2 separate regions of the Homo sapiens genome follow, and region 2 is linked to region 1. A link is an interaction called in ENCODE POLR2A ChIA-PET data of the cell type or tissue named here. Cell type or tissue: PC-9. All regions are shown on one strand.

Region 1 (5,000 bases):
GGCGAGCACCAGGGGGAGCGAGCTCACCTCCGAGTGGCAGTAATATCGCTTCTCCCACAGGCGCTTCTTGTCAGCATCAGTGAGCCTGGTGGGCACACGGAAAGGAGAAGGTGGTGGGAGGGTAGGGGGCAGTGAGAGAGAACAGCATCAGCCAGGGGGTGCAGCCCTTACCCTCAAGGGAGTGCTGCACACACTGCAATTCAGCGGTTCCCAAGCTTTGCTGCATATGACACCCACTTGAGGGGCTGAGTGAACCCCCTCGCCATGCCTGGGTCACACCTGATACCAGTTAAGTCCAAATGGCTGGGGAAGCCAGGCATCAGTCTATGCCACAGATCACCAGGTGATTCCAATATGAATCAAAGTTTGGGAACCAGAGCCCAAATCCTATCTTTGATCCCAACTCAGGGACATCTTGGATGGAGAATGCATGGGCCAAGGGCACCGAATCTGCTACCCCTCCTGCGGATGCCCTGAGGGCACCACGCTCAATAGAACCACCAGAGGGCAGTGGTCCCCCAACACCAGGGTCTGTGCTGCTGAGAGGCCTCCTGGGGCCTCCAGGGACCAGCTGTCGGCTTTCAAGGACCTGCAGCTAATTGGGCCTTGCCTGAGATCAGGTGTCTAATGGGAGAAGGGAGCTGAGGGTCTAATGAAGTGTAGTCGGCAGAGTGGGGGAAGGGAGGTCTGCGGTCGCTCAGCTACTCCAGCTACTTGGGGTGGACATCAGGGACAGAGATGAGCCCCATCTCTCTCATGCCCCCACACACACAACACACGCACAGGGCTGCGCAGGAGCCAGAGAGGTAAACAGAGAGCAGACAGCGGAACCAGGTCCCTCCAGCTCCTCCAGTTCTGTTCTCACCCCTCCTTCTCCAATCCTGTGAAAGCAGCAGCCCCAAGGATGAGATCAGCCTGGACTCACGTACCCCTGAGAGCTGCCAGCTTGCCTTGACACCTGATCCTTTTTGGAAAGTGACAGGGCCAGAAAAATTCAAAGGCTGTTGGTGTGGAAGGGGCAGGAGGTGAGAGCAAGAGGTGGGGGCAGGGTGGTGGGGCCAGCTGCCCCAGTGGACAGAAGGTAGTAGATAGCACATCTGGGATGTGGGGCAGAGCTCTGGTCCTCCTGGGTAGCTGAGTCTGGACCAAGTCCCTGGGGTGGGGACTTGGGTATTCTCAGATCTAATTTCCTGACCTTGACCTCTCCACTTTTCCTAGTGTCAGCTGATGGAGAAAGGCCTGGGGGCTGCCTCCACTTCCTGCTGAGATGGCAATGCCCACCCCTTCCCACCTCCACTCCCAAAGCAGGAGGACGGAGACTCAGTGCTGGGAGGTCAGATGAAACATGACAGATTCAGTGGGGGCCCGGGTCTCACCAGTACAAGGACTCTTTCTGCATGATGTCTTTAAGCTTGCGCTGGTCTTCTTCCCGGAGGCTGCCAAACTCATAGCGGGGGCTGAACTTGTCTCCAGGGGGGCTGGTGAACTTGATGTCAAAGGCCGAGGTGGGGAAGTCAATCTGGGGGATGAGATCAGGGATGTGAGGAGAGAAAACAGGCAGCGTGTGTGGACTCCCAGCTTCTTTCTCTCACCCCAGCATTCCGGCCTTGTCCCTCCCTCACTTTCCCTCAGGTTCTTTGTAAAATAGCCCTGTTAGACTTGGTGATCTCTAAAGTCCTTTCCAGCTATAACTCTCAGCAAAAAATGAGAGGGAAACAAAAAGAGAAAAAGAATGGACATGTGAGGAAGAGGTTCGGTGGAGATGCACCTTGGTGAGGGGTGAGGGGACAAGCCCCAGCCAGAACTCTGAACAGAGGTGTCACCCAGCTGAAACACGGGGTGCATCCAGGCTGAGTCCGGGGTGACTTCCATGGGGTGCCAGAGGACACTGCTGCCAGAGGGGAGGCAAGACCACACACTGGGAGAAGGCCCTGGGACACTCGGTCCCTACTCTATGCCACCAGATGTTCATCCTACTAAAGTATCAGAGCTGAGTGAGCCAAGTCTCCAAAGGAGGTCTACTTTCTTTCATTCAAAAAACTTATTTATTTATTCATTTATTTATTTATTTTGAGACAGAGTCTTGCTCTGTCACCCAGGCTGGAGTGCAGGGGTGTGATCTCGGCTCAGTGCAACCTCTGCCTCCCCGGTTCAAGTGGTTCTCATGCCTCAGCTTCCTGAGTACCTGGGATTTACAGGCACCCGCCACCACACCCAGCTAATTTTTGTATTTCTAGTAGAGACAGGGTATCACCATGTTGGCCACTCCTGACCTCAAGTGATCCCCCTGCCTCAGCCTCCCAAAGTGCTGGGATTGCAGGCATGAGCCACCACACCCAGCCTCATTCAACAAATATCTATTGAATCCTAACATGTGCCAGGCATTTTCTAGAGTCTGGGCATAAAGCAGCAAATAAGACAGACAAAAATTAGCCGGGCGTGGTGGTGTGCGCCTGTAGTCTCATCTACTCGGGAGGCTGAAGTGGGAGGATGATTTGTGCCTGGGAGGCAGAGGTTGCAGTGAGCCAAGATTGTGCCATTGCATTCCAGCCTGGGTGACAGAGATCCTGTCTCAAAAAAAAAAAAAAAAAAACCTGCCTCAGGGAGCTTTCATTCTATGTCAACATTCATACTCCATACCAAAGTATCTCATAACCACAAGAAGGGGAAGCTGGGAACTGAGAAGTGCACCTTGGGCGTGACCAGCTCCTCCTCTTCTCCCTGGAGAATAGGTCCATCCTGCCAAAGCACTGAGTCACTGGCAGGGGCAAAGGTGTCCCCTCAGGCCCCAAGAGGACCCAGGTCAGGTTTGATCAGACTTAGACGTATGAAGATTCAATACAAGGGACTCAGAAGCTGAGCCCTGAATGCAGAGGGTCTCAGACCCCATCTTCAGGCTCCACGAAATCAATTTAACCTCCAGGAGATGGGAGATGGATACCCCAGAGCTCACCTCACAATCCACATCTAACCATATTCCCTCAGTTGCTTCAGTCACATCATCCTCCCATGCTTGAAGTTCTAGCACTCTCTCCTGCTGTCCCAGCCCAAATCTCCAGGAGAAAAATGTAGAGTTGACTGGAATGGTCTTGCTGGTGACTGGGAGGGAAGGGCTAAAGCCTCACCTGCAGGATGACACTGTCTGGCTGGTGGAAATTAGGTGCACTCCAACGGGCGCTGGGATTTTCCTGTGTTGCTGGCCACAAACCCAGAAGCTTCCGGCCACAGGTCAGGACCCTAAGAAGGAGGGAGAGTGGGAAGAGCTGCTAAAGTGGCTAAGCAGAGAATATTTCTACTGCTCCCCCAATCCAAAAATCTGCCTTTTCTGTTTGAAGCCATCATCCAACTCCCCTCTCATTCTCACCGTGGACCATAGCCTCTTCCTTCTCCCAAGTCCTGTAAAAGCTTACGCCCTCCAAGAGGACTTGTGAGCTAACCACACCCTGGTCTGGATGACCTGGTGGCAGGGATGCCTTCATGAGGTGGGGAGGCTGGGCTAGATGACCTCTAAGGTTCTTCCAATGACAAGACCAGATGATCTATTACCCAAGCATTGCTTTTCCATGTATCCTTAACATGGTCCTGTGCCACCAGAACCGCTCAGTGGCTCTTGGTTACATCAATAGTCCTGGTCACCAGTTCTGTGCTTGGGGATCCTCTGGACTTCACCAGTGAGCCCCACATGGCCAACTCTCCCAAGGCGCACTGGCCAGTGCAGCAGCCAGGCCCCTTTCTCTGTCCCCCTCCTCCCCTTCCAAGGCCAAGAAGCTGTACCCTGGGGCTCACATACTGCCTGAAGTTGAAGAGTGGGGTAGTGACCCAGCCCAGGGCTTCAGGCACCCGCCGCTGCTTATTGGCCTCTGAGGAGCTCCCCGGTGGGGGGATGGGCAGAGCATAGAGAGTGGCACACAGCAGTGTCTCCCGAGGCAGCCGGTTCACCTGCACTGGGAAGCAGATCCTATGGAGGACAGGAAGTCAAATTAGGAGGGGCCACTCCTGTGGCTTCAAGCAACAGGTGGCCCAGGAAGTCAGGCTGAGGCTGAGGCTGAGGATACAGCCTCCCTCTCAGGGTTCAGACATACTCCCTGAGGAAGCCCTCCTCCTGCAGAACCAGGAGAGGTCCCAAACTAGGCAAAACCCCCACTGGATGTTCCCAGAAGCACAATGTGGTGTCCTTGGAGCTTTGCAGTAGAGTGAGGCGAACATCCCGATTTTGAAGCTACCCGTGGTGCCTGGACAGAACTTGCTTAGCAGAGCCACCTCGGAGTTCAGGTGATGACACGTCCCATGTTGTCAGCCTTGCTCCTTTCCTTGTTTTAGGATTTCCGCAGAGGGTCCGCAAAGCTACTCCTTTTGTCCTCCTTTTCCATTTGACAGTCTCCATCCCTCCCCCACTTCTTGCTGCTGAGAGCCACCAGGAAGAAGCACCATGTTCTCTGCCCTCGGTTCACCCTCCCCCACAGCCCTCTCACTTGTCCTCATAGGAGTCCCCTTCACCTAGCCCCAGGGACACACACTGGGTTTTTCTCACCCCCACCCCCAAACAGCTTCAAAGCCAAAGGGACAAAGAGGAGGGGTTTCTCCAAGTACCCCAGTGGTGAGAAAGCCAATGGCAGGGCCAAGAGAACTGAGACACATAAGCCCCACCACTATTCAAGCCCATAAGTTCTCTCCAGGTCCCTCAGTCTGAATCACACCTAGCCACTCCCTCTAAGCTCAGGATAAGGAACTGCTGGGTGGGGTGAAGTACACAGGGGAGGGGAGCTGTGGAAAGGCAGGGAGGACCCACGTTACCTTTCGGGGAAGCTGTCCCTGGGCCAAAGTCCATACTGTCACACCCTCCTGGCCAGCCCAGGGCCCAGCAACTTCTATGCCAGAGGGCGCAGAGGCAGGGCGGCCACCCCCAAGGTTGGCAGTTTCATGATAAAGCAGCCTGCCTCCACCGCTGTCCTCCAGAGGAATCTCCACCTAAGTGAGGCACTCCCTCCAGCCCACCACAG
Region 2 (5,000 bases), 89 kb after region 1:
TAATTTTATACCTTTGCAAATGGGTTAAACTTTTCATTTTGGTCAAGAAGATGCCATTGTTTAAAATGGTAGTTCTTTTTTTTTTTTTTTTTTGAGATGGAGTCTCGCTCTGTCGCCTAGGCTGGAGTGCAGTGGCATGATTTTGGCTCACTGCAGCCTCCACCTCCCGGGTTCACGCAGTTCTCCTGCCTCAGCCTCCTGAGTAGCTGGGACTACAGGCGCCCGCCATCATGCCTGGCTAATTTTTTATATTTTTAGTAGAGACGGGGTTTCACCGTGTTAGCCAGGATGGTCTCGATCTCCTGACCTCGTGATCTGCCCGCCTTGGCCTCCTAAAGTACTGGGATTACAGGCGTGAGCCACTGCACCCAGCCTAAAATGGTAGTTCTTTCTAAATTGTCTCTCCAAATTTTCCCATGTATACAAATGAAATAAATATGACTAACTTTGTGTGTGTTTATTAATTTTTGAGACTGAGTCTCGCTTTGTCGACTAGGCTGGAGTGCAGTGGTGCGATCTCGGCTCACTGCAACCTCTGCCTCCTGGGTTCAGGTGATCTCCTGCCTCAGCCTCCCGAGTAGCTGGGATTACAGGTGCGCACCACCAAGCCCGGCTAATTTTTGTGATTTTAGTAGAGATGAGGTTTCACCAGGCTGGTGGGTTGCCCAGGCTGGTCTCAAACTCCTGGACTCAAGTGATCCACACACCTCGACCTCCCAAAGTTCTGGGATTACAGGCGTGAGCCACCACACCCGGCTAATTTTAAAACTTCTTTTTTACATTGTGGTTTCACCAGATAATTTATTTTTGCTTGTAACTGTTTTAACCTAAGTAAGGTAGTAAGGCTTTGGAAATATAAATGACAGTAATAGGATTGCTTTATTAAAGAATTGCTCCTGGCCTGTGCGGTGGCTCATGCCTGTAATCCCAGCACTTTGGGAGGCCGAGGCGGGTGGATCACAAAGTCAGGAGTTTGAGACCAGCCTGGCCAAGATGATAAAATCCTGTCTCTACTAAAAATACAAAAATTAGTCAGGCGTGCGCCTATAATCCTAGCTACTTGGGAGGCTGAGGCAGGAGAATCACTTGAGCCAGGGAGGTAGAGGTTTTAGTGAGCCGAGATTGCGCCACTGCTCTCCAGCCAGGGTGACAGAGCAAGACTCCGTCTCAAACAAACAAAAAAATTGCTCCATCTGCATTATATGTTAGTCCAACTTCGCTTTGAAGACCACTGTGGTCAGAAAATGCTGTCTCTCAAACTTTTTGTTGTCTCCGTTTGTCCACAAAAATGTTTCTGGAAATAATGTTTTTTATAATTAGAATTTTGAAAATGTTTGCTTTTTTCAATAGAACCGCATTGACAGATCAGTTGTAGGATCTGTATCCTTCCTCTAGCAGCCTTTATCAGATGGTGATGATATTTTCCATATTTTATCTCTGAACCTGGTAGTGGTTGGTGAACCTGACCCACAGTAGACTTATTTTGGGTCTATCTCATTCACATAGCCTCAAATAATGAATAGTCCAGATTATTAAATTGTTTGCAGCTTGATCTTTTCGTGTAGCCAAGTTTTTGTCTTTTGTTCTACTTGAAAAATTTCTTTGTAAGTCCTTGGAATGCATTTCTCTTTTAGATTAATGTAATATCTAAGAATTTCTCTGTACTGTGTTGTTTTCCTTGGTTCTTTTTATTGGCCTTGAGAAAAACTTTATTTGCTGCTGCTTCTTAGGAAATGTTTATAGTAACTGGGAAAAATAAGACAATGAAAAAAATTAATTTATATACAGGTGATGGTAATGGGAATTTAAACCATAAAATTATCCTTGACACTTAGAATGTCGCTTTAGATGAAGATGCTATTGTTTTATGAAGCAAACGGGGAAAAATCCAGATTTCAAGATCCCATAACCCTGTATGACTTAACACTTGAAAGTTGAAATTAAATGTAAAAAGCCATACACTCTTTTCCTTTTGTTTGTGAGTTAGGCGAATTTGGTAATATATAGGAAGAGATGACAAAAATAGACTCCATTATGTCCTGCTTGGAACCAGTTTTCATATAAAAATTTAAAAGCTTGATATGGAAGAACATTTTTAGCTATTTTTCACTGTTTTTTTTCCCGATTATATTTTGGTAATATATTTTGGATATGGCCTGTCTTGGTCTTTGTCATTTTTATCAATTTTGATTTTTCCCTTGCAAATGAGAGCTTTGTCCAGCCAACATGGAGAAGTACATTTCTAGGGACTAAACCTGGCTCCCGGGTTGTTTGCTGAGGTCCTTTTTGTGTGGAAAGAATGGTTATTACCAGGGAAGGTTTTCCTTTTGTTTTACTTGCTATCCAGATGCTGCTCAGACTCTCGCTCTCGCACAGGATCACAGTATGGATATTCCAAGTCAAGACCAACTGAAGGTAAAATCACCACACGGTGACTTCTTTTGTTGTACAGAGTGGCCCCTTCTCTGTACCTATGGATCTTGGACTCCCAAGACCTTTCCCTGAATGTGGTAAGAATTTAATAAGAAAGGTTCTTGGGAGTTCACAGACCAGGGACAGAGTGAACCTTCTCTGTTCTGCCCATAACAGAGTTCCAGTCTCTGAACCTTTCTTTGGGATGTAGCACTTCTGATCTTCAGTTCTTCCAGTTGCATTTTTCTTTGGGTTTGTGTGTACCTGTGTGTGTGTGTTTGAGGATATTGCTTTATTAGATTTTAATAGGCGTGTTGCAGTTAAGTTCATGTCAGGCCATTTCCTAAAGCTTCCCCAAACCTGGGGAAACTTTATAGTCATCTTGGTACGTGGCGAGGGTTTCATATGTTTTCTGAATTATGCCTAATTTTGTAGTAGACTGGAGGGTTTATACAGATAGCCTGTTTTTAACAGTAGATTTTGGCCTTTGTGCAGAGGTTTTTTTTCCCCCCAGGTTTGGGATTCTTCTAGCTTTGCTCACAGTGGGTTGAGGAGAGGTGTTGCCTTTATTTGATGACTGTTGTGAACTTGAGTTCTCTTTCTTGTGTGTAACCCATTGTGTTGCACACTAACTGGTGAGCCAGAATGGAACTGCTACATCCCCTGGTCTCAGTTATTTCTACTGCACTGATGGACACCTTTCCCTTCTTTCAGCAAAGTGCAGAGGAAAGTTCCACTTCCAGAAAAAGAACTACAGAAGACGATATCCCCACACTGCCTACCTCAGAGCATAAATGCATACATTCTAGAGAAGGTATGTTTTGGATTAAGGCTATATAGACTTTTGTTCTCTTCCTCTTCCAACCTTTTTATTTTTAATCTCTCCGTATGTGAAGTAGGAGAGGGATATGTCACAATTTCTCATCCTTTTCTGAAAACCTTTTTATCAGCCTAGTTACTACCATTGTTAGCTTTGAAGAGGTAGTGCTATTTTAGCAACCCGTGAGTACTAGGATGGTGCAAGACCCTTCCATGAGCTAGCATGCTACTAGAAAATAGCTACACATTTATTGATTTGCTACCAGGTGAATTTTCTACATACATGAATTCAGCTGCCTTAGACTTTTCAATCTTAGTATTCTTGTATGTATATGATTTGGTTAGAATTTTTATTTTGATTTATCTACTTGAGGCAAAGGCCAATTTTCATACTTTTTTTTTTTTTTTTGGAGTCAGAGTTTCCCTGGGTCACCCAGGTTGGAGTGCAGCAGTGCGATCTCAGCTCACTGCGACCTCCACCTCCTTGGTTCAAGTGATTCTTGTGCCTCAGCCTCCTGAGTAGCTGAGATTACAGGTGTGTGCCACCACGCCTGGCTTTTTTTTTTTTTTTTTTGAGACGGAGTCTCATTCTTGTTACCTGGGCTGAGTGCAATGGTGTGATCTCAGCTCACCGCAGCCTCCGCCTCCCAGGTTCAAGCCATTCTCCTGCCTCAGCCTCTGGAGTAGCTGGGATTACAGGCGCACGCCACCACACCCGGCTAATTTTGTATTTTTAGTAGAGATGGGGTTTCCCCACGTTGGTTAGGCTGGTCTCCAACTCCCGACCTCAGGTGATCTGCCTACCTTGGCCTCCCAAAGTGCTGGGATTACAGGTGCATGCCACTACGCCTGGCTAATTTTGGGGTTTTGCCATGTTGGCCAGGCTGGTCTCGAACTACTGGCCTCAAATGGTCTACCCGCCTCAGCCTCCTAAAGTGCTGGGATTACAGGCGTGAGCCACTGCACCTGGCCCAATTTTTACACATTTTGAAGTTTGCAAAGATGACATAATATACTTAATCACAAAGCCAAGAATGAGATATAAGAAGCCTGGTATAAGTTGAGCACTCTAAATTTGAAATGTTGAGCATTCTCAATTTGAAAGATTGTAATGCTCTTTTAGCAACTCATGAGTACTAGGATGGTGCAAGACCCTTTCAAAGGATCTTAGAATAAGTTGAGCATCCAAAATCTGAAAACTTGTTTTTTTTTTTTGTTTTGTTTTGTTTTTTTTTTTTTGAGACAGGGTCTTGCTCTGTCACCAGGCTGGAGTGCAGTGGCACAGTCTCAGCTCACTGCAACAACCTCCACCTCCCGTGTTCAAGCGATTCTCCTGCCTCAGCCTCCTAAGTAGCTGGGATTACAGGCGTGCACCACTACGCCCAGCTAATTTTTGTATTCTTAGTAGAGACGGGGTTTTACCATGTTGACCAGGATGGGTTGATGTCATGACCTCGTGATCCACCCGCCTTGGCCTCCCAAAGTGCTGGGATTATAGGCATGAGCCACCACACCCAGCCTCTGAAAACTTTTTCACATGACACCACAAGTAGAAAATTTAACACCTGACCTCATATGACAGGTTGCAGTGAAAACTTAGTTTCATGCACGGAATTATTTAAAATATTACAAAAAACTGTCTTCAGGCTATGTGTACAAGGTGTACATGAAAACTTGGGTCCCATTAGCCGGGCGCGGTGGCTCACGCCTGTAATCCCAGCACTTTGGGAGGCTGAGGTGGGCGGATCACGAGGTCAGGAGATTGAGAC

Evidence for each region. Peaks named below come from ENCODE experiments on the same cell type or tissue, not always from the same donor. Only the 100,000 strongest peaks of a DNase experiment are listed, where the experiment ranks them.
Region 2: POLR2A ChIA-PET joins it to region 1 with 11 read pairs; 7 of 35 experiments call an interaction of 5 or more read pairs at or near these places.

What each region holds. Positions count from the first base shown.
Region 1 is chr1:204,446,060-204,451,059 of GRCh38, forward strand. It overlaps PIK3C2B (phosphatidylinositol-4-phosphate 3-kinase catalytic subunit type 2 beta), which reads right to left. Exons shown (of 33, transcript NM_001377334.1): 13 at 3,791-3,958; 14 at 3,126-3,237; 15 at 1,377-1,519; 16 at 1-85. Among named protein-coding and RNA genes, the nearest start is that of PPP1R15B, 37 kb to the left of the region's middle. RefSeq lists enhancers at 582-631, 3,390-3,914. In PC-9, CTCF peaks have their summits at 214 and 431; DNase peaks (open chromatin) are centred at 2,692, 3,152 and 4,772; H3K4me3 peaks cover 1,753 bases; H3K27ac peaks cover 3,456 bases.
Region 2 is chr1:204,535,083-204,540,082 of GRCh38, forward strand. MDM4 (MDM4 regulator of p53) reads left to right here. Exons shown (of 11, transcript NM_002393.5): 6 at 2,348-2,415; 7 at 3,127-3,226. Among named protein-coding and RNA genes, the nearest start is that of MDM4, 21 kb to the left of the region's middle. In PC-9, no CTCF peak of the experiment used is centred here; no DNase peak of the experiment used is centred here.